Linked DNA regions of Mus musculus: regions 1, 3, 4, 5 and 6 are each linked to region 2. Evidence: chromatin loops called from intact Hi-C (ENCODE). Cell type or tissue: heart. All regions are shown on one strand. Region 1 overlaps Gm39920 (a long non-coding RNA gene). Region 2 has its middle 65 kb from the start of Gm39920. Region 3 has its middle 98 kb from the start of Sema6d. Region 4 has its middle 47 kb from the start of Sema6d. Region 5 has its middle 43 kb from the start of Slc24a5. Region 6 overlaps Gm34484 (a long non-coding RNA gene).

Region 1 (5,000 bases), 120 kb before region 2:
GTGACTGAAAACAGTGAAATAGCTTCCAACTTTACTACACACACACACACACACACACGCACACAATACACACAATACACTTACAGCACACACACACACACACACACACACACATATAAATATACATGTGTAACATATATATTTATTCACATATACATGTTATATTTGTGTATAAATTATATATGAATTATATGTAATATATGATATATGTCAAATTCTTGTATCTAACTTATACCTGGCTTATATGAATCAATACATTCTGCATTTTGTTCAAAGTAGTGTAGAGTTTTGGTTTCTATAATCTAAAAATATAAACACATTGTATTTATAAATTTTCAGATCTAATAACCATTTCTAGACAGTCTTAAGAAAGACCTGACTCAAGAATCTCAAACTAATCCTGATTAAAAAGGAAAAAAATCAAAATAAAACTGGCATTAGAGTAAGAGATTACCCTTTGGAAAGTAATGGAGACAAAATGCCTTTTCTTTTCTGACAAGAAGGTAAGTTTCAAGGGTGACTGGGATTCTGTGAAGAAGGATACCTGAAAGTTACGGAGAGCAGACACCTTGAACAGTCGTCGGCTTGGCAGGACCCCAGTCAAGTTATCTCTGTGGATGGAGAAATCGTCAAAGAGAAGAAGGAATGCCCAGGAGGAATGACCTATTAGATCATCCCAAAGTCACAATGCTCCAGGTGAGTGTGCAAAGCACTGCACTGCTGACAGAGCTAGATATTATATGAAAGCTACAGAGAGAGGACCGGAATTGGACTATGTGTGACTTTCTGAAAAAAAAAAAATTTCCAGGGAACTAAAGACAGCCTCTTTTTTCTCAGCTTTGTGACTGAAGAATTAAACCAAATCAAGAGAACCACGGAGATGTATCCTGATTATAAAAAGGCTTCCATACAGAGTTCTGCAAACCAAAGCTTCAAATATCGCCAGGAAAGGTCATGGTGGGAGCGAGATTCATTACAAACCTGAAGTATGAACTGAACTCCACTCTGCAGAGTGGAGAGCTCTCAATACCAGCAACTCTATGAAGAGCTGGCTTCATATCTCTCCTCCCCAGAGCAATCTGCCCTTCACTGGATGGCCTTTGCTGTCCCAAAACATAGCTCCACCAGACAGATGGAGCAGGCATGATAGGCAGAGGGATTCAACATGTCTGAAGGCCTTAGGGGGGTTGATGAAGGCAAAGCAAGAAAGCACATCAAGCAGCCACCATGCCCCCTACTGTGCCAGAATTCTTCTGGAAACTCCTGGATCAGAAGACCACTCTAAGGTGGAAGCCATCTCCTTGTGTGCCTCTGGATTCTAGGACTAGGACAGACAGAGTCACCTTTGTTACCAGGGAAGTGTGAAGTTGCCGTTCAGTGAGGGAAGGCAGGCAGGGAAAGCAAAGGAGAAAGGGGAAGATGTCTGTTCTCTGATAAGAAGTTAGAATATGAAGGCTGAAGGGTAAGGAACTGCAACAAGCCCTAGGGGTTTGTTGCATGTACTCCTGTGGAGGGTCCTGCCAACCTAGGTAACTGGAGAGATCATCTCGTGAGGTCTGGCCTGACCTAAAATACTATTTTTATGTCTCTGCCTTGGGGTTAGGATGCTTCTATTTTACAATATGGCAAGTGTGCTTGAGCAACCGGAGGCCCAAACAGTAAGTGAGAAGCAGCTCTTGACTGTGAGGGAGTCAAAAATTGAGATAAAATAAATTTGTCAATAAACCCTTTTTGAAATAGCTTTCAAAACCAACAGAAATAAACCAGAGTTGAAACCTTCTTCAAGCCACGTGACCCAAAGCTTTGGAGCAGACGGATAGCACACAGCTCCCTCACTCTCTCCTCTCTTTCCCTCCCAGGGAATTGTGACAAGGGTTATAAACCAGTTCCCTAAACTTTGAAACTACAAGGATGGAGTTGAAGGGCTGATGTGCCAACCCTGAGCTGAGGCTGAAGGGGCTGCTCTTGTCTTTCTTTCTCCCACAAACCTGACAGTATCCTAACACCAAACCCGAGTCACTTAAGGGAAGAGGAGACCACGTGGAGGAAATAGATGTTTCTCACTGAAATGGAAAGGAGCAGCATCAGATAGACCACCGTTTTAGCTGGGAATCCCAGCAAGGCATTATGGGAAACGCCTCCCTGGGGCTAGCCAGAGTGAATGTTGGAATAGAGAACAGATACGAGCGAGTACAGCTGCTGTAGGCGAGACGAAGTTTCCATTCCACTGAAACTTAGAAGCACTCAAATCGAATTTTCATGTTGGTGTGGCAATGGTGCTTTGCCAAGAAATTAAACTTAGTAACAGGCAGGTGTTTCCGGGGTGCTTTCAAATTACACTGCCTTGAGAGTCTTAGAGGAAGCAGATAGCATACGAATAATCAAGAAATAACCAGAGAAACGGGAAGAAAAATAAAAATAGTGCTGCCTTCCTCGTATTGTTTGCCGTTGCTCCCCTCCCCACGTCCTGTTATTGCCAGAATGCTAAGTGACCTTTTCTGTGTTTAATTACCCAAAAGAAACAAGAAATGAATGTCAGGGAAAGAGAGGGGCTCCTATCCGGAATAGCTTGTCAAAATAACAGCCCCCAGGGTCTTTCCTCTTTCTGGAGGATATTCAATATTAGCTTGAAACAAGTGGAGATTAAAATGGGAAAAGGCATATGTCTGAGACACCAGGGAAGGTAGAATATGCTCAGGATTGAAAACAGTCAAGCAACGCCATGTCTCAGAAAGTAAAGGCTCTCTGTTATTCTTTGGAAGAGGGCAGTTCTTGTAGGGTACAATGTTGCTGAGAATTTTAAAGCCAAGTTAAAGTGAGATGCTCCTATTCAGAAAGTTCTTGTGATGATATCCACTTCCCAGCAATATAATCATTTCCACTGGCTATCGCGCAAACAGAGCTTCTTATATAAACAAGCTGCAGAGAGTAAGAAAAATGCTCAGAGTTCCTGACATGCAGTCCTCTGTCACACACCATTCTCTCCAAATGGCCACAGAGAAAATAATACTAATCTCCCTGCTGCTCATTACTTTATTAGCATCTGATGCCTTAGGTCCCTAATGAAATCCACTTTACTGCCCTGGATTATTTCCTGACTCAGTGACTTTTTTCATTTCACTATTATGGGGCTTGATAAGAGCTCTGGGGAGTGACATAAGGGAACCTCCATTTGAATTATAAGACTTCCCATTTGCAATTTGGACACTGAGCCTGGACACCTAGACTCCCTTTTCGGTCTTCCAGTCAGTGTCTACATAAACAGAGATGGCGCAGGGTCCTGGAATGGGTGCACCATTTAAGTCTAGACCAGTTGTTCTTAACCTTCCTGATGCTGTGACCCTATAATTCCTTATGTTGTGGGGACCCCAACCATAAAATTATTTTCATTGCAACATCAAAACTGTAATTTTGCTACAGCTATGAATTAAAATGTAAAAGTCTGATATGCAGGATACCTGATAGTCACGTGAAAAGATTGTTCTGACCCCCAAAAGGGGTGGAGACCCACAGGCTGACAACCAGTGGCCTAGGAAAAAGAATGTATTTGCTGAATTGTGCATGGAGGGGAGAGGGAGGAGGGAATGACAGGATCATGTCTCTTTTAAGGACTTAGTGGTTGTTTGTTTGTTTGGGTCTTGTTTAGTAATCTACTCAGAGAGTTTTAGGGCTAGATAGGTCTAGAACTCCTCAACTGAAGCCAATCACAGAAGGGATGTTTTCCACACAGAGATCTGTCATCTTCCAAGTTCAAGAGAGCACTATTCCAAAAATTCTATCTGAAGTTACCTCAAACTCAGCTTAAGCCCTACAGAGTTACTTGTCTGGTTTGCTTTCTATTGTGATAGAACAGTCCATGACCAAAAACAACGTGGGGAGGAAAGGGTTTATTCGCCTTATTTGTCAGAATCACAGCCCATCACTAAAGGATGCTGAAGTTCAAGGAGGGCTGGAACTCAAGCAGGAACCTGGGCAGGAACTCCTGTAGAGATCAAAGAGTAATGCTCTATACTGACTTGCACCGAGTATGCTTATACCACCCAGGGGTGACAGCTCACCACAGTGACCTGGATCTCCCACATCATCACTAATAAAAGCAATATCCCCTAGACCTTCTTATAGGAAATCTAATGAGGATATCTTCTCAATTAGTTTCCTTTTCCAAAATGACTGTAGTTTGTTCCAACTTGACCACAACAAACCAGTATAATTTCTTTTACTTTCCATAGACAGGCAGACAGACAGACAGACAGACAGACAGACAGACACACACACACACACACACACACACACACACACACACCATACTACTAGTTTCAGGTTTCTAAGCACTGAAGTGTTTCTTTTTATAATGCTGTCCACAGACCAAAGCCCAGAATGACAAACACCAGGACTCTGTGCTGCGCTAACTGCATGGGTCCTCACCTAACTATTTATGCTCAACCTAAACCCACACAGAAATCATGCCAGCTCAGTGGAATAATAACAAGAGGCCTTTAGAGCGTGTTAAGTGATGAAGAATAAGCCCTCATGAACAATATTGGTGTCCACAGAGCCCCATTGTCCTACCATGTGACCACTGGGTAAGAAGATGGCAGCCTGCGAACTAGGAACTGAGCTATTCCCCACCACAGAATCTGCCTTGAAACTGGCTCCATAATCCATCTATCAGAAATGAGTGTCTGCTGTTTAGAAGCCATCTACTTTACTGTGTAGCCACAATAGATTAAACGAGCCAGTGACTAACCAGACCTATGAAGTCCATCTAATGAAAGCCTGCTGTGGCCTGATTCCCTTGTCTATATGCATGCATTTACTCCCTTCCAAAGACCTATTTGATCTACTTCAAACTTCTTTCCTTCTTCCTTCTTTCTTTTTCTCTCTCTTTCTTCTCTTTTCCTTCCTTCCTTCCTTCCTTCCTTCCTTTCTTCCTTTCTCTCTCTCTCTCTCTCTCTCTCTCTCTCTCTCTCTCTCTCTCTCTCTCCCTCCCTCCCTCCCTC
Region 2 (5,000 bases):
CTGGTGACTACCACCTTCTCTGCCATAGTTGTCTTTATTTGCTTTACATAAGTATTTTTAGGGAGATATTTTGAAATTTGATAAATTTTCCATTAACTTATTCATTTGTGTATTGATCTCAGCGTGGTCATCTGTTTTAGTCTGTGGCTCCTAGTTTGTTATTATAACTGTTTTGATATATTGTCCAAGAATCAGTCAGTGGGAGCCCCTCAGATTAATTTGTGTCTTTTTGGCTTGTTCCCAATCATATACCTTGTTTATTGGATATATCTTTACTTTCTAATACAAGTGATTGCTTCAGAATTATCTGTGTTTTATTTTGCCTCATCTCTGGGATTTCTCACTGGTTTATTTTGAATAATAGCAACATATAGTTATCAAGGGATGAATATCCTTCTTGCTATTGGGCTATTATTGCTCCCAGACTGTCTATGTATAGGATATATTATATCAATAGATAAATGATAGATAGATGATAGATAGGTAGATAGATAGATAGATAGATAGATAGATAGTAGATAGATAGATGATAGGTAGATAGGTAGGTAGATAGATAGATAGATAGATAGATAGATAGATAGATAGTAGATAGATAGATGATAGATAGGTAGATAGGTAGGTAGGTAGGTAGGTAGATAGATAGATAGATAGATAGTAGATAGATAGATAGTAGATAGATAGATAGATAGATAGATAGTAGATAGATAGATAGATAGATAGTAGATAGATAGATAGATAGATAGATAGATAGTAGATAGATAGATAGATAGATAGATAGATAGATAGATAGATAGATACAGACAGACAGACAGACAGACAGACAGACAGATAGACAGATAGACAGATAGACAGATAGACAGATAGACAGATAGATAGATAGTAGATAGATAGATAGATAGACAGACAGACAGACAGACAGATAGACAGATAGACAGATAGACAGATAGACAGACAGACAGACAGACAGACAGACAGACAGACAGATAGATAGTAGATAGATAGACAGACAGACAGATAGATAGATAGATAAACAGACGGATAGATAGATAGATAGATAGATAGTAGATAGATAGATAGAAAGAAGACAGACAGACAGACAGATAGATAGACAGACAGACAGACAGATAGTAGATAGATAGATAGATAGACAGACAGACAGACAGACAGACAGATAGTAGATAGATAGACAGACAGACAGACAGACAGACAGACAGTAGATAGATAGATAGATAGATAGATAGATAGATAGATAGATAGATAGATAGACAGACAGATAGATAGACAGATAGATAGACAGATAGATAACTGGAATGTATAGAAACACTGAGGTCAGAGAGGCAGATCCCCCATGTGGCCTGTGGTAGGGACAACTCTTGGAGCTGAAGTGCCCCATCCTTGGTGACTTTGGGGTGCAGTCTGTTCTTTGTCTTGAGGCTGTATGACCTATAGCTCAGTCCTTGTCACAAAGAAAGAAATCAAACCCTAGAGTGGGGAGCCTGTGTGAGCCACGGTCTACATGGGGCAGAGGTTGATTGAAGGCACAGGGAAGCAGAAATAGACGCAAGGTCATATCTCTGTTAGTCCTGCCTCCAAGTGTCGGAGTCTTTCCAAAATCTCAAGTCCCAAAGGCATGTGCCCACCTGTGTCTCTTCCAAGAGATCTGATTGTTGGGACCAGAATGCATGACTAACACCAGTCACCCTGGGGGATCTGTCTAATGAGATCTATCCTCTATCTACCCAGCTATGTATCTACCTACCTAATTTTCTCTCTTTTCACATTTGTACTTCCCTTCCCTGACAATGAGAAGCCTGACTCCCATTATCTTAAAATGTTTCCTTGTCTGCTCAACATCCCAGGAGGCACCCCACATCCTGTGGCTGACTCACACATCCCTCACCTCCCGCCTCCTCTGGCAGGCTGCCCTCTCCCAAGGTTTTCTGAATTGTTCAGAAAAGGAAGGGATAGGGATATCCCAGGAAGGAAGGACAGGAAAGGGAAGGGTGGGGCATAAAAGGAGAAGGAAGTACCTCTGCCCTTTTGATTATGTAAAATAAGAATGTTTCAGTGCGCATTCCCAGCTTAGTCAGTGCTGTAAGCATGTTAGTCAGAGACACATGGACCTATGCCAAGGGGAAACTGATATAACCATTGGAGGGCACCCTCGTTTCAAGCCTTGGGGCATTGCAAAGAAGCCACTGCTTTGGTCAAGCTTTCTGGCATAACTGTAGCCTCCTCCATAGCAATCTCTGGATACTTGTAACCAGGAAAATAGAGCCTAAGATGTGACTTATACCTTAGGGCGTCTAAGAAAGAGACTGAGCTGCTGTGTTTAGTACCCACAGATGTGAAGGGTGATCACAGAATTCCTGGGGAAAGACGGATGCTCCACCTGATGCCCAGGATGCCTGCTATTTATCTGCACAAGTGCTCTCAAGGGTGTGTGTGCACTCATAGGAGACGCCACCTGCTTTGACAAAGGGCTACCCGTGGGTAGGTTGTTTGTGTCTGTGGCAGTGGGTAGAGGCTGGATACCCAGCTTCACAGTGTGCCCTGCAGCAGCTAGAGCACTTCTCAGAGACCTCCACTCAAGTGAAGCTGGAATTCTTGAATTCTCCACAGAAAAAGAAACTTGGGGTAAGCTTGGAAGAAGCAGAGTAGGAGGGGTGATGATCTTTATGCAAATCTAAGCACAGAGTTAAGAGAGAGGCTCTGGGGAAGGGCAGTATGCTCCGAAGGTGTGGGTTTGCACTTCTCAGATGCATCCACAGTAGCTTCACATAGGATTTCTGTTTATATTCTTCACACGGTTTCTTAGGATACCTTACACACACCCCACACTCACACACACACACACACACACACACACACACACACACACACACACCTTTTCCTCTTGTTGGTAAATGACATCATAGGGTGGCTCTGAAGGTACCATGGACAGGATGGCAGTATGAAAAGGCCACATGGGTCACCAAGGGTTGCACAGGAGACAAAGAAATGTGTACTTTGGTGGGTTTTATTTTTTGATTTCTTGTTTGTTTTTTCTTTAGAGGGAGAGGCTCTTTTGAGATTGATAGAAAAGTGCGAGTTTGTAGCTTGGAAAGTAGCAAGGGCATGTGAGTTATGCCTTAAATATGGAACATCGGTAGTTTAACATTCTTATTTGAATCAATGTTATTTGGGAGGAAAGCAGTAGAAAGGGACTATTGAGCACTGGTTGCTTTTCCAAAAGTCCCAGGTTCAGTTCCCATCAACCTCACAACAGTCTGAAACACCAGTTCCAGGGTATGGGACACTCTCTTCTGACGTCTGCAAGAACGTGCCACTTAAATTTGCAAGCAAAAATCCATAAGTATAATTTTTAAAAATAATATTTTTTTAATTTAAAAATGACTATTGTCTCTAGATCAGCAACCTTCATAGTAGATTTTGTTAACTGTACTGGAATTGTTGATTCTCAGCCAGTGAGAGGCTTTCACCAACCTCCAGGATGAAAGCTCTCTCTTCCTTCCCACATCCTTTCTAGCTAGCCTTCCATTTACTTGCCTGGACAGTGAGGAGTCAGCTTTTCTATCTTCTTAATGGCCTGAAAGATGGGTGAGCATGTGAATACCGAGCTGCTGAGTTAGGACCCATACAGCCTGACTCCAGTGTAACCATGTAGGACTAAAGTAAGTGTGGTACCCAACACTTACATCACCTCTTTGTACCTCCAGACTCACTTTTCCTAGTTCCTCATGTCTTCCTATGGAAATGCTTTCTTATGCCTCCTCCAGGCCCGATTCTAGTAGGATGCCTGGGCACATCATCTCAGCTCTCTTCCAAATACGCTGTGATACCATGAGCACATATGCTAATGTGGCCCATTGGGAGGGGCTTCACTTAATAGTTTGCATTTTTGTTCAGACAACTTCCATCTTACGTTGCAGCTAGCATCAACCTTTGCAAAATAGTGGACGCCCTAACAAGATTCTCAATTTGCACATGATTTTCTTTTTAAAAGATCTTGTTTTCCAACTAGCTGATAAGATGAGAAGTCTTTTAAGTTTAGTGGAAAGAAAATAATACAAAGTAAAGCCAAAATTGAATGCTATTTCTAACTTATCCAATTAGCAAAGACTTTGAAAATGGTCTTACTCAATCCTCTGCGGGTGGGAGTGCAAATTGGTACCGTCTTTTGCAAAAGTAATTTGTCAAAATACATCAAGAATCTGAAAAGTGTCACAATTCTTCGGCTCAGTTTATATACTTTCAGGAATCTAGCCTAAGGAAAATAATTTGAATTTTGGATAAAGATTTGTGCACTAAGGAGTTTATCTTCCAACACAGGAAATAAATTAGATGTTCAAGAGACTGCCATCCTGGAATAAATGAAGTCATTATCTGATTGAAGAATTTTATATGGCCGAACAAAGATATAGGAATGTTTAGTAATATGTGCTTTTAAATGGATTAATAAGTTGCACATGCCATCAAGAAATGCTATTTCATCTAGGCAAAAGAATGTATCCTTAGGAAAATAATTTTTAGAAGGAAAACCTAGCAAAATCTAAAATAAAAGTGGTATTTCTATTTGGGGGGGGGCATAATGCAGATGTAAGTGATTCTGTCTGTCTCATGTGTGTGTGTGTGTGTGTGTGAGACGTCATCACTTTCAGCAATCAGCATGTGTTACTTTTTTAATTAATATGTGTGCTTTAAATCTGTACCAGCTCTTCACCTCTTGGATTTCCCTGGGACAGACACTATTGAACCATGTTTGCTTTGCAATTTTTCCCCTTATCTTTATAATACCACCTTTACCGTCTTGAAAAAGGATCTTTCTTATAAACAGTTTATGAAAAGACAGGTGAGCCTGGGGAGATGGCTCAGCAGGTGTAGTACCTGCTCTGCAAGAATACGGATCTGGGTTTGCATGCCCAGCACTGCTGTAAAGCCAGGGTGAGGGTGTGCAGCTATAAGCCCAGGTCTGAGGAGGCACAGAAAGGCAGATCTGC
Region 3 (5,000 bases), 300 kb before region 2:
GCATCAAGTCCTTATGGTGATTCCTATTCACCTTCCATATTTATACACATGCATATAAAACTATGTCACTTGCTTCAAAGTAGTAAGGTGACAATGATGTGTTCAAACCTGCAGAGACAGCCTGACTTGTTGCTACTCTCAAGGAAGAGTCAGAAGGATCACAAGTTCAAAACTGACCTGAGCTATACCTAGTCCTCTGGGCTAGATGTGTGGCTTGGTGGTAGAGCATGTTCAAGGCCCTGGGTTCTATCCCCTAGAAACTCATACATATGCCTAGAGGGAAAATCTATTATACAGATTTATTTGAGAAGATTCTTTACCTAAATAACTACTGAGCTCTAGAGGGGTAATGCATGTGTTTATAGAATGTTTTGCAGGCTCCAACTATATGTCAGGAAACATTCAAGATAGCAATGCTTTTTCATAGGACGATTTTCTTTCCTAAAGACTTTCAAAGTTAGTTTTAAATATGTATATGTGCTTGTATCTGTGAGTGGGTATGTGCATTTGAGAATGGTTGCCATGCCTCCTTGGTCCTGCCTTCTGCCTCCCTACTATGCACCCTGTGAAATTCTTCCATCCTCCTCACTTGAGCCCCACTGGTCTGGAATGATTGTCTGCTCCCCAGGCCTGAACCAAGCAACCTGCTACTGAGCACCCAGGCTCGCTCTCTACAGCATCTTCTGAGTTGAACCCATCCATCAATTCTTTGTGATGTTTCTTATATATTTCCCTTAGTTGGGCATCCATCTGAAAGGTTGTGTAGGCTTCATGAGTGACCTCAGAGAGCATGGATGCTACACAACTCTGGCTGCAATTGTCATAAAGGGTTTTCTTTATTTCCCAGCTTTGACAGTGGTAAGGAGAGTAGGCAGCTATCAGCTGGTGTTACCTGGGAGCCCTTCTGTCTCATCTTTCAGAAACACTCTCCACATCCTAACAATGTCTTCCTTTGTCAGACGTACCTGATGCATGCTCCTGTTGACTGGGGGAGGCTTATTATTTCATGTGTCTCTGTAAGTGGAGATTGCTGCTCTGAGGAGGAAGGGGGAAATCGATTGTCTGTTCCCGCAGCTTTAGAGCTATCCTGGGCTCTTAGGGCCTCAGAGTTGCTGTGTTCCCACACTTTCTGCTCAGCTGGCCGCTTTGTTTCTTCCCTTTCCTCTCTTCAGTTGTGCGTCTGTTTTCTTTTCTGTTGTTCCTTTGAACTCCTTAGGAAGCCAAAACTGCAGTCAGACAGAAGAACAGGAAAAGCTGCCCATGAGCAGACTTGGGCTGGGAAATTCCTTTTGTCTCTTTTCCCTTAAGGACATATTTTTATTTTATGTGCACAAGTGGTTTGTGTCTGCATGCACGTGCACCATCTACCTGCCTTATCCTCGTGTCAGACAGAGGATGGCATTGGATCGCCTGGAGCTGGAGTAATAGGTGGTTGTAAGCTAAAGGTGGTTTTATTTCTCTGTAAGAGCAACAAGCTCTCTTAACCACTATCTCCATCTCTCTGGGCTCATGTTCCTTTAAAAAAAGAGACTTGCACACATTAACCTAGAAAAGCTGAACACTGGCTCAACAATACAGCCCAGTATATCCAGAGCCAAGCCAGAGTGCACAGTGACTCAATAATACAGTGTGTCCAGAACCAACCCAGAGTGCCAGATTTCTTTCTATCTGTAGACCCCACCCCTTGTCTCAATTCTTAGGCCACAAATATTGCTATCCTAAAAGGTGCTTTAGGGTATGAGTGCTTACCCATCCTGAATGTTCCCACAGCATTAGAGGTCACACATCCTGTATGTGTCTCTTGAAATGGTCAGCCAGCTGTTAGAGGAAATTTACAAGACACCTTTTCCTTAAATCTACAAAAATTGCTTTTGTCAACAAATTCCTGTTCAGACTTCCTGCTCCAGCAGTGTTTGCTTCCTTGCTGCTGTGAGAGGAAACAAAAAATAGAACGGCCTTCCTGCTTCAGGAAGTTGGGCCCAGACAAGTCTGTGTGCCATGATGAGGCCAGCATCCTATGAAAGCCTCTGGGAAGTAATCCATTGGGGTATTATATTTAGGAACAGCCTGACTGAGAGCATCCCTGTGGCATTGAAGGGATAACCTTGTGCTCAGTTGGCTTGTCCTTCATTTCTGTTTAAAAGAATCGGGAGGGATGCAGCGTACAAAATGCTTCTGAATGGAGCAAGTCCTCTAGGCTTGATGGCATCTCTTCAGAATGGGAACTGTGTAGGAAGTGCAGGGATATGCAATGGCAATATACGCATGCGCCACTCAGTGTGCAGAGAATGGTGCTGAATTAAACTCGGCTACTCCTTCCATGACTGGTATGAGAATTTCCCAAACCTCTTCTTTTTCTTCCATATTTCTTCACACTTGGTCTTAGCCAAAAGTCCAAGAAGTGATCCTCCATACTTTTTTCCATCCAGACTTTGTGCTCATCACACAAGCAGCAAGTGAAGCGTCTACATATTAATACACTTTCAGTGTTTGAAAGAAAATTGCTCTCCAAGTTTGTCACCATTCTCATATCTCTTCTATGGTTTTATGCCATCCTAAACAGACTACAACAGAGACAAGCTCAATCACCCTGAGGGACAGCCATCCTGGGAGCTAGCCTAAGCCACATGTGTGAGTTGTTCCCAGGAGATCCAGTCAGAAGCCTGATCTAAGTTGAGCCTTGGAATCCTCTTAACTCCTATATCTGACAAGGGGATAAAGAGGCAGCCAGAGGATTCCTGTCACGCCCAGGCTTCGTGTCTCTCCAGTTGAAGCACTTGGAATTATGGAACACAAAAACTACTGGTGTCAAGCCCTATTCAAATGCCAGAGCCACAGAATATGTGAGCATATGAAAATGCCACCAAACTGTAGGCTGGTCAGTTGTAAGGCATGGACAACTGAAACAAGGACTTGAATTTCTGAAACAGTAAATGATCACATGGAACAATTTTGCAAACGGTGTTCAATTACATGGTGGTGAAGCCTGTGTTGGGCTATATGTTCATATCCCTATAGCATTGCACAAAGAGGCCTCAGCCCACTTGGGTGACAGTAACAACGCTCCATACACTGGAGGGCTTATCAACAATGTTAATGTCTCAACAACAATGTCACAGATCTGGAACATGGAATTCCAGAATTCAGAGCTGGGTTGTTGGGGACTAGTGAAGGAGCAGCTCTTAGTTCACAGATGGCCATGCTCTTGGTATTTCTCAGAAGGTCTGAGGGGCTTCTCTGGGGACCTTTGATAGGATCACTAATCCCTTTCAGTGAGGGGTGTCCCTACCATAACTCAATGTCTTCTAAAGGCCCCATCTCCATATTCTACCCTGTGAGTATTACGATTCAACAAGTCAATTTGAGGGATGAAGACATGCAGCCTGTAGCATCCAGGAGGCTTCCTGGGAATGTTTTAGATGTTAATAACCTCTACCTTAAGGGAATTTCCAAAGTGCTAGGCTACACCTAGATTGGCTCCAAAATCAGCCACTTCTCTTCCAAGAAGCTCATTCTCTGCAGTGATCCTTCCCTTAAAATAATAATAATAATAATAATAATAATAATAATAATAAATATGTCTATTCTGTAAGATTTTTCTCAACACAGTAAAATTGTCTTTAAAACTGCCTTGAAAAATGATTCCTCCTGTAATCCAGCCATGGGGCATCTCTTATCTCAGGACTGAACCCCACTGACTTTATATATCTCTCCTCATGTGCCTTGTGGCTGGAGTGAACTGTTACAACCACAGTCTAAAGTTCTACATCGTGTTAAGAGCTTTCAGATAACTTGGGTCAGTTTGCACTTTGTTGTACTATGAACAGCGCGTAGATATAACAGTGAAAAATGTTAAGCCACACAAAATGTCTGGCCTGTTCCAACCTGGACTTGCCAGCTAATTTCCACCCGGCAGTTTATAATGTACACAAAACTGCAAAGCCTGGAGTGTAAAGAGCTGGGTAATAGATGGGCTGTAGACTGCTCCTTGCTGCCTGCTCTGGCTTCATACACCACAGAAATTACAAAATCAATGAGATAAAAGCCACATGTCATCCCGTTCTTTCTGTGCTCTACTTACAGCCCAGGAGGCTGAAGGGTCACTTTAACCCTCTAGTGATGCTCTGCCAGTTGAGAAGTGTTACTTCTCACACTTTAAAGTCAGAGATCCTTGGCCTTCTAAATGGGTCCTCTTCCGGCCCAGTTCAGCTTTGTCTGTAGACATCACCACTACATCGGAGGATCTCCCTACTATGGATGCTGTTCTTGCAGGTCTGACATCAACTGCTCTTTGTGCCACCATGAATGCTGTCTTGATCCCTTCTCCAGAGCCACACACCATGCTCAGCCCTGGCACTGCTGGCAGAAAGAAATGACTGTTGGATTCTCACCTTATACTTCTTCTATTGTTCTCCATAATTTTTAAACAATCCAACATAGAAAAGCTGGTGTTAAAAATATCTCCCAGAGATTCCCTCATGGTTATTACTTTGGTGTTACTATTGAGCCCCTACCCTGGTCTGGCAGGAAGCTTATCTGAGCAGTTCAGCTCAGACACTTTGGAGGAACCACTTTTTGGAAACCTTCTTGGCACTCTTTGCTTCCAGGCAGTGAAATGTTCATCTCATCTTCAACACCTCTAACATTTCTCACACCTACGCCTTTGTCTTCCTCTCTGTAGCACTTACAGGGAGCTGCTCACAAGTTTCTATCTTCATATCCAGCCATAAGCTCCTGGGGCAAGACTGCATTTGTTTTTCTCTGGGTCCTGAGTTCCTGACACAGTGCTAGCATAGGACACATGCTGGTGAGCTGTTCATTGACATAGTGCATGGCTAAGTGACAAACAATCCTCCATGCTTCTCCTGTCAGCTGCCAAGTATCCCTTGGCAATCAGTAGTCATCCGCTGCCATCTTCCATGACTTCTAGTCAGGACTCCTGGCACCCGTATCCGTCCCCAGGATGATCCCACCTGTCCCTTCGCACATAAGTGAATTCC
Region 4 (5,000 bases), 250 kb before region 2:
GTCACTCTACCCAGAGGACTGCGGACTCTGGGCATGTTTGTGTCCCTGGTGGTTTCATATGAATGGGTTAATTTAGCTCACCTGCAGTTTCTAAAGATACATCTTTCTTCCACAGGCTGGTCTTTTACCTGTGGATGAAAAAATAGATGACTTTCTTATTCCTATTGTTTTACTCTTTAGCATAAATGCTGGCACATAAATCAAAACCAAGCTGATTGTTTCCGCACTAGATTGGAAAGCAGCTATCTTTTAAGGACCAGGAGCCCAGTCTGGGGCCATGCTTTAAAACAAGGTACCCTGTGGTCATCTTACACAAGTAAAGGCCCAGCTAATTCTTGATTAGAGAGTAGCCTAAACCAATAGTCTAACCAAAACTAAAAAACAGGATTCAACCAGCTCGATAGTTACAAGGAGCTGAAATCATGGCTGATTAGCACTTCTTGCCAAATAAATATATTTCCAGAAATCATAATCTACCCTTACCTCTCTAATCTCCACCTAATTGATGTAGAAAATAAGACTTCTCCTTTTGTTTTAATATGACAGTTTCCAAGGTTGATGGCTTACAAATGAGAAACAGATCCACGGGAACTGTCTTTAGAAAATATACTTTTGGGATAGCATTGGAAATGTAAATGAAATAAATACCCAATAAAAAAAAAAGAAAATATACTTTTTGAGTCAACATGTTTAATAGTGTGCCTTGGTTTGGTACTAAGTAGGTATTATTCATTAGAAAATAATTGTGTAACTGGAATTCTTAATTAAAACTTGTGATGAGAAATGAATCTGTTTATTTTGTAATTATGACCCAGAAATGCAGAGCATATTGGAGTAGTTTATGAACACAATTCCAAAGACTTTAATATAGTAAAAGAACTCATAAGGGTTTTTTAAAAACAGGAATGCAGAGGAAACTGCACAAATGTGCACACACTCTCTGGAGACCCACTCGTATGTGATAAGACTGGAAAAGTGAATTGTTGGTGTAACAGGTCAGCAGTGAAATGGATAAGAACTTCCTGGCCATCCCTCTGGACATGTCTGGGAAAGCTCTCAGCCAGGGTTTTTGGTTTGTTTGTTTGTTTGTTTGTTTTAGCTTTGTAACAGAAAAGCAAAATGTCCATGGGGTTTTCTTTAAGGACCCCCTTTTATGTTTCTCTCAAAAACATAAGTTGCAACAGCTGCCAACACAATAATGAAATGGATCCATATTGTTTAAATGGAGTTTGGTAGTTGCGATCAACCTGACAAGAAAGTTTGTGATAAAAAAATAAAAAAAAATATTCAGGTCTGAAGTGGTTTTGTTGTTGAACCTACCAGCTGTAGGTTCAAAGACCATAGGTATCTTGGGGTCAAGGAAACTGGGGAGATTGGTTTATGGTACCAAGGTTTAGACAAGCTGTGTGTCTTTTGAGGCTCTTAAGAACCATTCCTGAAAGCCCTGTAACAGATTAGTGGGAGCGGGCAAGCTGGCCCTGTAACTGTTTAGTGAAGGTAGTGCAGATTGGTCGCTCCTTTGTGTCATCACCTCTAACTCAGCAGCAGATACCCAAGGCACAGGTTTAAATGCCTGTTAGCAAGTGAGTTGATCGTTCTTGCTGCTGCATCAGCATTTAACTGGGCTTTGGGATTTTTGGACAAGCCTATTATTACAGCTGAACACTAATAAGGCTTACTATTGATTTTTATAGCAGAGTATCAATTTCTTCCTGTCCCCCATTCGGAATGCCTTCCCTCCCTCATATTTTAGCTGTGTAATTTGTAATAACTCCATACATCTGATGTTAGGAAACTGTCTATTTCGCACCCTGACTGAAAAACAAACAGAAAAAGCAAAACATGTATTTGGAAAGATATAAATTACCCAGAATCCCATTCTGTTTTGTTTATTTGTTTTGTGTTGTGTTTTTAGCCAGTAGGTGGCTCTAGTGGCTTCTGGCAACAAGTCACATTTTGTGCCTCTAATGGCTGGACACTTCTATAGAGAGAGAATTTGGTGATGTTGAAATGATCAGAGAAACACTATCCTATCACCCTAACCAGTAACACAGACATTTGCAGCTTAAACAGTGGGGTTTATTTTACTATAGATTTGCATGGGTTTAAATAAATCTTATTCCTTATAGCTTACAAGTGACTCAGACAGTTGTGTGGATGATAGGATGTATATAATGTACAGATAAAAGGATGCTTAATGCTCATCTTTTGTCTGTCTTCAAAAAGACCTAGCAATATTAAAAGCTGTGGGGAAAAATAGTATTTGAAAGCCTCCAGTGTCCATGCAGTGGCTCCTGTGAAAGCATTAGTAAAAGTAAAGTGATTGGTTTGTTTCCAAAAATGCACGGTGCATTTTCTTTACACAGAGCAAGTGGCAGAAATTATTCATGCTAAGGTAGAATAGTAATCAAAATAAGTATTTTTTTTAAAAAAGTAAATTTTTATCATTCCAAATATGGGCATGGCTATTGCCACACTAGCATAAAACAGCAATAGAAATGAATTATGTCAGTAAAGTCTTGAGGCTTAAGATTTACCATGATAAATATTTTTCATTAAAATGAAATATCTTGGCAGAGTCACTTTCATATGCAAACTCTTGACACAAGGAGGCCAGCTGTGTCTATGCAGATGCAGAGACGTGGGTCTGTATTATTAATGATTTATTATGGCATGGAGAGCTTAGATTAGTTTTGAAAGCAGTCCCTTGCCACAAAAACACTTTCTATAATGTGTGAGTGTAAGGAATAGGGTGCGTGCATTCCAAACTGAAGTCATCAGAGAAACTGCCTCTCTCTTTGGAATTCTGATATATTTTAAACCATGAAAATCTACATCCTACACTATGTTATTTGTGAAAATTCATGCAAAACATTGTTCCCATCAATTGAATAATAGTATGAATATCTGAATTAAAAGACATAACCCATGCAGACAGGAGTAGAGATAGAACTGAACAAAAATCTATAACACACCCATTGAGTCCTGAGCCTCACATTTCCTGTGAGTCTGAATTGAGTTTCTGATCCAGTTCTGTAGCATCCCAGGATTGCATTGCCTTTGTGATATCTAGAAAAGTATTGTCTAGTGTTTATTCCATGCCTGCTGTACTCCTGGCAAGAGGTTAAACATGTCACCTGTATTATACCTTCCAGTCAGCCACAGAAGCCATTTAAAGTTTTATTAGCATGCTTGTTTTGCAAATAAGGAGACTGAAGCCCACTGTGGTTAAATAAATTATCCAAATCGCAAATCTACTGGGAAGTGGCTGGATTTGAATGCAAACTGTATAAACTCCAAACACTTCATTCTTAGCGGTTGCTATTCAGACCCCACTAAATAAGATGGAGCACACAAAACCTAATTACATGTGCGACATTAACTAAATCACCTACATTTCTTTCTTCTGCTTCTTTGTTGTTGTTGTTGTTGTTATTTTGTAGGTTTCCTCACCTTTAACATGGTGTTAATAATAGTATTTCCCTCATAGAATTGATGCACACTAATATTTTTGAAATGCTTAGAACAGCTTGGCAGATGTTAAGCATGGTATTTGTTTCATAGGTTTAACGGTTTAATAGCTAGTCGTTTAATGGTTAAGAAACTGCACTATTTGATAATTGATACATTTTACTGAGAATCACACGCAGAGATTTTCTGTAGATTTTAGATTCCCTTTTATACTTACAATTCAATTGGAAATGAGTTATTACTTATCATTGATGGGAAAACCACACAGAGAATACCAAAGTGTATTTGTTAGCCAGGTAGAGTCAGCCTTTGGGGGAGGGGGGTGAAAAGTGTGTCTATCCAATTCCTGCCTCACCCGACTGAACAAACATCCTCAGTGGGACTTTAAGACCTTGGGGCACAAAGTCGGTGCCTAGCATGCATTACTATGGAGGGCTATCGAATATAGCAGTAACACGCCTTTCTTATCTGGCCCAGAAGAGAGTATGAGAATGTTGCAGGCTCTGGCGCCACACCTGTTCCACAAGTATTTACTGAGTGTGCCCCCCAGTGCTGGGCACCAGGCCTGTCCAGGAAAGGAAGAGGAGAACCCTGGCCCATTAACAAGTGTCCAGTTGGGAGACATCCTAAGCAAGATAAATTAAATAACATTTCATAACAGAGAAGACAGTCATTCCGGCCCATACAGAGGGTTTGTGGGCTGAGGGTACTCTGACACCTAGACAACTTGTTGTTCAATCAAGAAATCAGAAATGAAGCTGAACCACTTTATAGGATACCAGAGAAAGCAGGAACATCAGGAGAGTGTGCTCCAGTGAGGGGCAGAGTGTGAGCCAATGTTAGTGCCTAGAGTGCAGAGTGGGTGGGAGAACGGGAATTGGCAGAAGTTAACAGGATTAAAGAGCTGAATGGTATGAAGTGGACAGAAATGATGGGAATCAGAACCACTGCAGTGACAGCCGCCTGAGTGCTTTCCTTGGATGCTTTTCTACTAAAGACTAAATGAAGAGTGTCATTTTCCTCTCAACACCCCCCAACTCCCACCCTTCCCCCTCTCACACACAACACAGACATGGTAAATCCTCAAGAGTAATCTTTGACCTTTCTACCCATGTCATGCTCTGGCCTCTCGGCCTCCGACAGAGCAAACAGAAGGATGACTCTGAGGTCCAGGCTGATATTTAAAGTGAAAACATGTAATTCATGGTTTCAAAGGACCCATCAGCATATTCTCCAGCAACCCACCAGACCATCATTCCTTTTATTCCCGGATTTAAAGACTCGGTCTGGGTAAAACTGTAATCTCTGGGTATCTTTTCCTCTAAGGCTGCCCACATGTGCAGGAACCCAATTTATACTGAATGTTGTAACTCACTCTTAGTAATCTCAATGCTCCAGAGTCTCTTCTGCTTCAGCAGAAGGACTGCCTCAAGTTTGAAGCCAGCCTGGGCTAAATAAGCTCCAGGCTAGCCTGAGCTACAACGTGAGATGTTGACTGGGGGTGTTTGTGGGGGGTGGATTCAGGAATC
Region 5 (5,000 bases), 170 kb after region 2:
AGGAAGGTTGAGAGCCACTGAGCTAGGAGCTCTTCCCAGTCTATAATCTAATCAGTTCTTCTTAGACTCATCCCCTGGTGCCTTTTCCAAAAGCACATGCTACCTCCTACTCTTGCTATGTAGTTCATAATCCTGGCTCAGGAAACTGAACTAGGGAATTCCCAATAGAAAGGCTCCCTTCCTCTCCTATGTTACTCATTTATTTTTACTCACTTTGAACACCACCGTAGCGTTCACTTCCCCTCGTCAGTCCCATGATGCATTTTTCCACGCTGAGAGTCTTCACACAAATGAAAAGACTATGCCTCCGACATAGGCAAGCACAAGAAATCACTTTATTATGGAGAATAGACACTGTACAGGGCAAACTCCAGACAACATAAAAGTAAATACATTGCAGCTACTCATTACCTAAAAACAGAGACTTTGAGTCTATTTTGGTCTCTTTTTGACTCTTATCTCCACCTTCTCGAAGCCTGCCGGCTCCCACATCCCCATAGTCCTATCCTCTGTGTACTTCAGCCAACACTCAGCATCTGTCTTCAGCCTGCATCTAAGGGGCGGTGGGATGGGGATGGGTCAGGGATGCAGCTCTCCATCTGATTGCTTTGCACCTTTATATTGGAACCAAGGCTATCCAAACACCAAGTGGCCTTGACATTGAGAGGAGGAGTGCTCCCTGTGCTCTGTAGACTCCTGCCTGGCTCCCTCTCCCCACCGCTGAGCGAGCACCTTCTAAACTGTTCCATATCGACTCTAGCAGAACTAGCGGAAGACTTAGCAGCCTTCTTTTGACTTAAGCCAGCCTTGATCTACTGTAACCTTAGTGGCATCCTTTAGCTTTCAGCTTCCAACATCTCACTTCTGTCCCATTTTAAAAGAATGCCTAATTCAAAAAGTCACCCCTTTGGACAAGCAAAGTCTTAGCAAAGACAGCACGGGCTATATTTAAAGTCCTCCATGTCTCAGAGTGGCCATTTAACCAACATAACTATACCCAGCAATGCCAAGTATGACTTCGAAGTCTGAATGAGGAAGACAGTAAATAACAAAGTTATTTTCCCACAGACATACCTGAGTGAAGAGCCCAGCGAGAAGAGAAACCTGTGCTCACAAGTCTCAGGGCCCTCTGCACTGCCCTGCAGTCACAGGGAATCATTCCCCCCTTACATGGTCAACTCACTAGACTCACTCACCTAGGGCTCTGCTGCAGCCAGGTAAGCCAATGGGTAGAGTTTCTAAAAGTCCCAAGATGGGGTTCCATCCACCACATCTGTGGGCCAGCCCACCCTGAGCCTGTGGGAAAGTTATAGGTTTATATTGAAGAGCCATTTTTAAATGGAAGAAAGGAAAGAGAAAAGAGGGGAGGGGAGAGGAAAGGGATGGGAGGGGAGGGGGGGGAGAAAGCAAGAACCTTCAGAATAGAGAGGATTTGGGGTTTATTTCTTTGAGGGGTCAATTTCTCAATAAAATGTCTTTTGATTTGTTCTAATCCAGTGAAGTATTCATTTTGCTATTATTCTGTCAAATTTCTGAACTGATAACTTTCACGCTAAGAAAAAACATCTGCCTTTGTTTGGGAATTTGGGATATTTTTTTCCTCATTTCACTTTCTCTCTCCCTTTTATTATCACCCTCAAGATAGCCACACCAACACCACGGAGCCATTACCCAGCTGCAGCTTTGATCTGCTGCCTCTTTACTGTGGACCACAGATGTTGTCTGCCGTTGTCCCACCCTGCAGAGAGGTCAGCGAAGCTGTAACTCACAGACTGAAGCATTTGAAGAGATACCAGGGAGCCATCAACCAGACTTTCAAAACAGCGAAGAACCTACATTCTGAGAACTTTACTGTGGCAAGAAAATCAGGACAAAGTCTGCCTTTTTGTTGTCCAGGATGCTCGAGGAATCTTCCTGTCAACAGCCCAAGAGAGACCAGAAGCCTGAAGCAGCTCGACAGCTGGAAAATTACGTCCTCTTATGACAAACTGTGGGAGCACCTAGTGGACATCTGGACCGCTTGCTCTACCCAAACATCTGCAGCTCTTTTCTCTGCTGTTCTCAGATTAGGAAACTGAGGGTCAACCCACCCTGCTCCTTGCAACCAAAACTCTTCAAATGGACTTTGTCCAGTGTTGTACAAGCATCCCAGTCCCCTGTGTCCTTTTGCTCAGAGAGGAGATAAACATCCACAAAGAAGCTGAAGGTTTGTGTCCAGCTGAAAGCCACCAGCACAGAAAGGCTAAACGGGAATTGGAAAGGGAAATTGTAGTTCCATCTAAGTAGTGCATGGGGAGGTATCAGCTGGGGCTTTCCACCCGGTCCATGGAGGCCACTAGCACCGACTGACTGTGTTATATGCAGAAATCCATGATAAAACAGCAAGGATGCAGAGCTGGAGACATGGCTCAGTGGTTAAGAGCACCGACTGCTCTTCCAGAGGTCCTGAGTTCAATTCCCAGCAACCACATGGTAGCTTACAACCATCTATAATAAGATCTGACACCCTCTTCTGGTGTGTCTGAAGACGGCTACGGTGTACTTACATATAATAAATAAATCTCTGAAAAAAAAAATCAAGGATGCAGCCAAGATAAATGCAAACCCTTAAGGGAGATTTGAAGAAAAATACCATCCCCGTTATTGGTATTTCTCAGGGAGGGGTTGGGCATTGTTGTTTGGGCTTTTGATTCCCTTTGCAGAGAGTTTGGAGGAAAGGAAAGCAATAGAAATACTTCTCTACCATGTCATTGTGCTTGCCACACTATCTGGCTGCTGGGAGAAAGCTTACTCTCCCTAACTGCCTCATACCACCAAGGAACGCCAGGCCTCCCCACTGGGGTGAGAATTTGTGCTGTTCGCATGGGAGCAATGCATGAATCGTGCTGTGCTGAAGCTCTTCATGAGGCCCAGCCACATAGGTACCAAAAAAACTAAATAGACGTGCTTTCTGCCTGCAGAAGACTTATGATCTGGTATCCCCTTGGTCCATCTATGGAGAAATCGTCTGTTAACCTAGGGAAGACCTTGATCTGTATCCATATTAGCTGCAAAGTCAAAGCCATTGAGAGTAGCAGAAGCTGACGCAGGGCCAATTTCACATTGCTGGTTTTATATCCTAAGCAGTATCTCAGTGCTATTTTTTATTGTCCATCTGGTAAAGCTGGGGGTACAGAGGATCGAGAAGTCTGGTTCGAATGTTCTTTGATATAACCTGAAAATAATATGGTTGTAAAAGTAATGCAGGATAACTTACTATAACTTTCAGATGAGGGAAAGGTTTTAAGTATCATACCAAACCAGAAATAATGAAGATAAACACTGTCTTATTTGGCTATGGTACATACACACATACACATACACACACACTGAATTAGACAACATATATCATACACACCGTTGGCTGTCAGTTATCCGTTAGGTATATTAAGTTGGTTTAACTTTGCCTTGATGTTGCACTTGGGTTCTTATTAAGCTCTCTCTATTATCAACATGATAAGAATTTATTTGCATATTTAATCAAATAATAAATAAAACTTGAGACGTTCTCATCAATCAGCGGAGACAGCAAGCACATGATAATGAAAATGAAGCATGCAGACCTGGACTACATGCTGGAAAGAAAGAGAATACACACCTCAGTAAGAAAATGGCCGAAGGGTAAGCAGGTAATTCAGAAGAAATAAGTAAAAATGAAAATAGTCAGTGAAGTACAGAAAAAGTGCTCAACCGCAATCATTACCAAAAGAGGGAATATTACATATAATACTATAAATTATATATATAATATATATTCCATTATGTATACTATATGTCATAGACCTATACACAGACTCTGAGTTGGGAAAAAGCATAAAGAAATATAGTATATATGCTTTTATTAAGAAAAATCACAAGCTTATGTGCTCTCTGTGCTCGTGCCTTGACCACGCCGTCTGTAACTCTGATTAGCTTAAGCTATCTCACTTGCTGCTTGGATTCTGACCAACCTCCTAGCTTATCAGCCTGTCTTCCATCTTGCTTCTGTTACTCAGTTCTCGCTACTCGGCCAGAATTATCCTTTCGAGATATGAAGGTGATCTTCAGATCCTGCTTACACCCCTTCTTCCTGTGAAGAAGAATAGAGTGGGATCCCTGTCATTACCTCTAAGCCGACCTGTGGCTGGGTCTCTGTCCATCCTCCCAACCTTCTCAGCCCCCACCCCCACGCGCATTTCCAAGCGAGCTCTCTTCACTTCCTGTGCAGCTGTGTTTATGTAAGGCCCCGACACAGCGCTTCTCTCTCCCTCATTACTACGGCCTTCCCTTTAATTCCTCTTCCTTTAGAAAGCCATCCGTGAACTTTCAATTGAGTCAACTCCTCTCTACAACTCCTCTCAACAACACTGTGACTCTTTCTTCAGTAGCACACCAGACTCCACAGAGACCCAGCACATACTGGTGTCTCAGTCAATTTCATTGAATAAATTATGAGTCTTTCCAAAGATCATTTTGATAACACATGCCAACTTTTGGCACATGTACATTCTTTGCCTGAGAATTCTACTCAAATAATTTTTTTTCTTTTATCTTTTACATGCATATCACAAACATGTACACATATGTTAGCCAGGTCTGAGGTTTTCCATTTTAAAATATGTGCTTATTTTAAGAACAAAGAAGATACTTTTTTCTGGGGTAGAAAATGTAAGCTAATTTCTGTCTAATGTAGGCTGTATTGTATCAAAGGGAGAGCTTTGAGATTGTCACCATTGTTAAAGAGGTTACCCCAAATTTCTGTGGCAAAAGAATGATGTCAAATGTGAGAGCAGAGGCCAGTGAGATGGATCACCTGATAAAGGCACTGGTCATCAAGTCTGAGGACAATGGATGCACAAGACAGAGGAAGAAAATGGATTCCTGCAAAGAAGTTGTCCTCTGACAAATAAATAAATATAAGGTGAGAGCAGGTTGACTTGCAGCTAGGATGGGCAGCTCAGGAGGACCTAGCAATGCCCTCA
Region 6 (5,000 bases), 150 kb before region 2:
CAGAGCTGGAGCTGTGTGCTGGGTTAACTACAGGTCCCGGCTAGCAGTGCTAATTTTAGCTGGGCAAAAGAAAGAGAAAACGCAGGGGAAAATGGCTCCGAGGCAGACTAATAATTGGGAGCCGTGAATCGGTGTCTTAAAAGGCAGGCAGCGTGGTGTTGAGAACATGAGCATGGGGAGGAGAAGCAGAATGATTAAGAGAGAGGACACGGAAGGATGAAAGTGCCCCTGGCACCGGAATTCTTGCTGACCTTGAGCCTCCCTTCCTCCGGAGAGGAGCAATCTCCCAATACTTTGCTTCTTGTCTCCAGTGGACTCCTCACCACCCAATCACATTTTAACTTTAAAATCACCACAGTCACAACTTGAAAAGGTTGCTGTACAACAGTGTGTTCCTGGTGGGTGGAAGGAAGGGCTCTCTTACTTTGAGTTGACCCCCGTCCCATGAAAATAATCATGAGCACTAAAGACATGCTTAAAGCTCCATGTCTTAGGGTGTCCATTGCTGTGAAAAGATACTGTGACCAAGGCCGCTCTTAAAAAGTATAGCATTTAACTGGGGCTGGCTTACAGGTTCAACAGTTCAGTCCATTCTCATCAAGGCAGGAAGGTGGCAGTGTCCAGGCAGATGTGGGGATGGAGGAGCTGATGGCCACTAGGAGCAGACTGGCTCCTACATGGCTAGGAGGAGAGTCTCAAAGTCCACCCCCATAGTGACACACTTCCTCCCTACAAGGCCACATTTACTACAGCAAGGCCACACTTCCTAATAGCGCCATTCCCTGTACCAAGCATATTCAAACTACCATGCTCCTCTACAAGTTCAAATGCTCCGGTGGGAGGCACATGCCCAGGGTACTACATGTCTGCATATAAGTCATAGATGCCCACTGAAGTGTGTGGATAAGGAACAGGACTGACTAATAAAAAAAAAAATCACTCACCAAAATTAATCAGACTTCAAGTCTATACATCTTAGTGAATGAACTTCAATATATTTAGAATCAACATTCAGAACAGAAGCTCTGAAATGTTATATTAAATTTGTATGCTTTCAGTATTTAATATATGTAGTGAACTTACCCACCACCAAAACCAAGAAAGCCTATGACAGAATTGGAGCTAGAAAAACAACGAGCTTTATTTCTACCTTATTACTTATCATTACCTAGCTTTAGTTTTATTTATTTGCAAGTTTTTAATAAAGTTTTAAATAAAGTTTATGTACAAAAAAAAAAAAAAAAGAACAGGACTGAGGTCTTGAAAAGCCATATAAGATATAGACAGTCCTATAGAAGTTGTCCTTACCCACGGCTCCAAGGGGTGGCTTCTCTCTTCTCTCCAAGAAACACCCAAAAACTTGACAAGCTGAGAAACAACCATTACCTACAGGCCAAGAATTGATTTCCTTTCTGTGGGTCAGTAGTTGACTATGGAGTGGAATGGGATCTCTTGGTGGTAATTTAGATGGTGGCTGGGCTGAAGATAACAAATGACTGCACCCTGGCAGACTCATTCATTTCCCCACGACAAAATATTTAGCAGAAGTAGCTAGCGGGAGGAAGGGTTTATCTGGGCTCTCAGTTTCATGATAGGAAGGCATGGTGGTGTTCAGGACAGTGGGAGAGACTCCTGTCTATGATGGCCAGGAGTGCAATTTGGCTTGCTCACATCTTAGTGGATCAGGAAGCAGAGCTTGAGCCAACAGAGGAAACAGAGTGGAAGTGCCCCTAAGGGCGGAAGTCCTGCCAGGTAAGTCACATGCTAACGGGGCTCCACAAGCTTTAAAACAGCAGCATGACCTGGAGACAACATTTTAAAGCAGAGTAGCAGAGATGGCTTGAAGACTGGTCTCAGCAGGGTCCTCTTCCCTACCCTGCACTTTTACCTGGGAAATAGTTATTAGGCTTCTTATATGGTAGCATAACCAGTCCTTCTGAAGGCCAGGCATAAACATGGCAAAGATCACGTCCACACTGAGGGTTTCACACTCACTAGCCAACCCATATTCACAGCGAGCTTGCCAAAAAGCATATCACCATCCCCAACCTGTCACATCTGGGTACCCTAACTGTGGGGAAGGGTGTAAGTGTGCACGCATCTAAGATCAGATCTCTGATATCTTACGGGCTGTCTACCCACCATGTCTTGGGAATCCCCCTTCTGAGGCTGAAAGTGAAATCATTTCCTCCTTCATCTCCCACCACTGTTGCCCCAAGCATGTCTGATACAACACTTTAGAGCTTGCTCAGGGGAAGACAATGCCTGCTGATGTAATGGGGTAAGGAGAGCCAGTGGGTTGCAGACTCAGCGTTAGCATTCGAAGAGGAAAAGCAACATCAGTGACTGCAGAGGCCCAAGCTGAGTTTCCTCAGGAAACCCTGCTTTTCATCCCAACCTTCCTGGCCCAGCCCCCTTTCTTCTCTGTCTTAAAAAGAGTAGTCACAGGATAGATCTTGTAGCTGCCAGAGTCAGACAGCTTTCCTGATTGAACAGCTGGTTTTCAGTTCATGCAGACTTTAGAGGCCCACCTCCTAAAATCGGAGCCCTCTCTCCTTAGAAATGTCAGGTGACTTTTCAACGTCTTTCTAAAAAATGCAGAGCACAAGACTGAAATCTAATAGAGATATGAGACCAATTACTTGTGAAGTATGGAGTGGGGTACTCAACTAATATAAGCCACTGAAATTGGGTGTAAAAATCTCTCTGTGGGCCAAGGAGATGGCTCAGCAGGTAAAAGCTCTTGCCACCAAGTCTGACAACTTTGACTGTGTCTTTGGAAGCCATACAGTAGATAGAGGGAGAGAACTGTCTTTCTGACTTTGCATATATGCTGTGCCCTGCACTCTTAAATACACACACACACTCACACACACACACACACACACACAGAGAGAGAGAGAGAGAGAGAGAGAGAGAGATTAAGAACAACAACAACAATGTGCAATAACTCTCCCTTCACAATTTTGTCCTTGCTCATTGGCTAAGGTCTGTGATGAGTGTGTTTCGTAGCTATGATTTTATTTGCTGAAGTCCAGAAACAGTTAAAATAGTACCTTCTGCAGATGCACAACTTAGCAAAGGAAACGGAGCACACTGGAATTGCCCTGTAAGACGATCTCCTTTCTTCTGCTCCTCCAGGGGCTGGTTCAGCCCCAGGGTTTAGTGGGAGCACAGAGTCCTCCAGTTAGGAGGCTTTTGTAGCAGTCCCAGGGGCATCTCCAAAACAGGCCTGCTTCTTTCCCTAAAAGGCTGAGAAACCTTAGAGTTCCTTTCTCCCCTGGGCTCGAAGTTTTTAAATTGTAAGCATGAAACTTGAAAGGAATGGAAATTTGTAGGCATCTCTTGCTAGTGCCCTCTTTTGGCTTATTGCTCAGAAATATGAATGCTGTATTTCACTGTGATTGGTCCTGTCGTGAAGGGAGACTCACCGAAGGAAAGAGAGCTATTTGAAAGTGAAGTTTGTTTTCTGTTTCAACTTGGACTGGGGCTTAACTCGCTGTTCCTCAAGGAAGGGAAACATTCAAGCTTGTTGTGAATCCCAATGTACACGGTGATATCATGGGTGTTTCTGCTTTCCTTTCATTCTGTTTTCCTTTCCTAGGTAGGACAAGGTACCTTTCAGGTGCATGAATTATATATAGCACATGGACCCAGTACTATGGAGGGAGTGGCCAAGTCTGTAGGATGCCTATGTTTCTTTGGGTGGAAAGAAGTGTGGACAGATGTCAGAGACTCAAGTAGGGTCTTGAAGAATGGCACTGAGGCAGGATACGGAAGAGGAGAGCAGAGAGCAGGAGTCTGAGCTGCTCAGGGTAATTGTCACAATTCTATAAATGTAATTAGGCTGAAGGCAATGTGGGTAGTCTTAGTATTCGGCAAAGATGCAGTGGCGCTTGTAGGCACATGTCTTCTGTACTTGGCCTTATCTGAAAGATCACAAAGCCAAGGTACAAACCTTTAGAAACAATTTTACATTCTTTCCTTTTCTTTCTCTTCTACGTTAGACATTCTACATCTGGGTATTTATGGGTAAGAAATGAAGCAACTTCATAGTAGTTTTGTTCATAGTAGCCACAAACTATAAAGAACATCAGTGACTGACTGCACAAGGCAGCTGTAATATAACTCCGACAGCATGCTGTTCGAGAATAAAAGGAAGTGAGCCTCTGAATCCTGACTGGAATGCGTCTTACCAATGATGCTACGTGCAGCACATGAAAAAATGTCCTACAGCAAAAGGAGATCGGTTCTCCTGGGACTATGAGGGAAGAGAAGGACAGCAGAGGGGACCCTGTTCTGAGAAGTACATTCCTCAATTCTCGTGACAGCTTTTCAGCTTGAAGCAGCTGTCAGACGTAAGAAATTTTACTCTTCAAATGTGTGAAGCTCATCATGTGCTTGTTTTGCCTCAATAAAGCTGTTACTTTTAATATCTGACTGGTAGGTGAGCAGAGATGTCTGAAGCCCAGGAAAGGAACTTTCATCTAAGACAGAAAGACCAGTACTTTAGATATCCTCAAAATCTTAGATATGAGGAGCATAAGCATGAGGAAAAGAGAATATTTTAGTTCTGGTCTGGGCTGAAGCCCACTCCACTGAAAGAAGAACCCACGAAGGAAATGGTTCTCATTCTGGGAGCCAGAGATTTATCCACTCAACCCTGTCTTCTCCTTTTCACAAGGCTCTGTTGCTCTGGACTCAGTAAGAGGTGCTCTCTGTCGTGGAGGCACCACAGCAGTCCTCCTACAGCAGTTCCTGTCAGGCATGCTCCAAGCATGGTTCAAGTATGGATCCATGGATCTGGCACTCCCAACCTACACAAGCTGGTTTGCACATTCTCGTTACTAAACAGAGTAATTAACTTAGCAATAAGTGAACACAGAAATAAGGCTAACATTTGTCACATCCCATGTCATAATTTTCTTCAGTTCATGGGGGAAAGCCACTCAATAATTTAAAGTAATCGCTCTAAAGATTTTATAGCCCAATGGTGATGT

The links. Peaks named below come from ENCODE experiments on the same cell type or tissue, not always from the same donor. Only the 100,000 strongest peaks of a DNase experiment are listed, where the experiment ranks them.
Region 1: a loop joins it to region 2, with 7 times the contacts of the local background. A loop is called at or near these places in 2 of 42 quality-filtered maps.
Region 3: it touches region 2 in a loop (12-fold over the local background); 3 of 42 quality-filtered maps call a loop at or near these places.
Region 4: a loop joins it to region 2, with 4 times the contacts of the local background. A loop is called at or near these places in 6 of 42 quality-filtered maps.
Region 5: it touches region 2 in a loop (1.9-fold over the local background); 2 of 42 quality-filtered maps call a loop at or near these places.
Region 6: a loop joins it to region 2, with 1.9 times the contacts of the local background. A loop is called at or near these places in 3 of 42 quality-filtered maps.

What each region holds. Positions count from the first base shown.
Region 1 is chr2:124,738,778-124,743,777 of GRCm38, forward strand. The region is part of intron 2 of Gm39920 (a long non-coding RNA gene); the gene reads right to left. Among named protein-coding and RNA genes, the nearest start is that of Gm34484, 20 kb to the left of the region's middle. In heart, no CTCF peak of the experiment used is centred here; a DNase peak (open chromatin) is centred at 2,234; H3K27ac peaks cover 1,997 bases.
Region 2 is chr2:124,856,696-124,861,695 of GRCm38, forward strand. No RefSeq gene overlaps it. Among named protein-coding and RNA genes, the nearest start is that of Gm39920, 65 kb to the left of the region's middle. In heart, a CTCF peak has its summit at 2,159; a DNase peak (open chromatin) is centred at 1,936; H3K27ac peaks cover 555 bases.
Region 3 is chr2:124,553,309-124,558,308 of GRCm38, forward strand. It overlaps a transcript of Sema6d not described here. Among named protein-coding and RNA genes, the nearest start is that of Sema6d, 98 kb to the right of the region's middle. In heart, no CTCF peak of the experiment used is centred here; DNase peaks (open chromatin) are centred at 1,643 and 1,983; H3K27ac peaks cover 976 bases.
Region 4 is chr2:124,603,597-124,608,596 of GRCm38, forward strand. It overlaps a transcript of Sema6d not described here. Among named protein-coding and RNA genes, the nearest start is that of Sema6d, 47 kb to the right of the region's middle. In heart, a CTCF peak has its summit at 1,921 (motif pointing right); no DNase peak of the experiment used is centred here; H3K27ac peaks cover 471 bases.
Region 5 is chr2:125,022,568-125,027,567 of GRCm38, forward strand. No RefSeq gene overlaps it. Among named protein-coding and RNA genes, the nearest start is that of Slc24a5, 43 kb to the right of the region's middle. In heart, a CTCF peak has its summit at 2,020; a DNase peak (open chromatin) is centred at 2,084; H3K4me3 peaks cover 407 bases.
Region 6 is chr2:124,702,850-124,707,849 of GRCm38, forward strand. It overlaps Gm34484 (a long non-coding RNA gene), which reads right to left. Exons shown (of 5, transcript XR_003953897.1): 5 at 3,001-3,929. Among named protein-coding and RNA genes, the nearest start is that of Gm34484, 16 kb to the right of the region's middle. In heart, no CTCF peak of the experiment used is centred here; a DNase peak (open chromatin) is centred at 2,322; H3K27ac peaks cover 1,475 bases.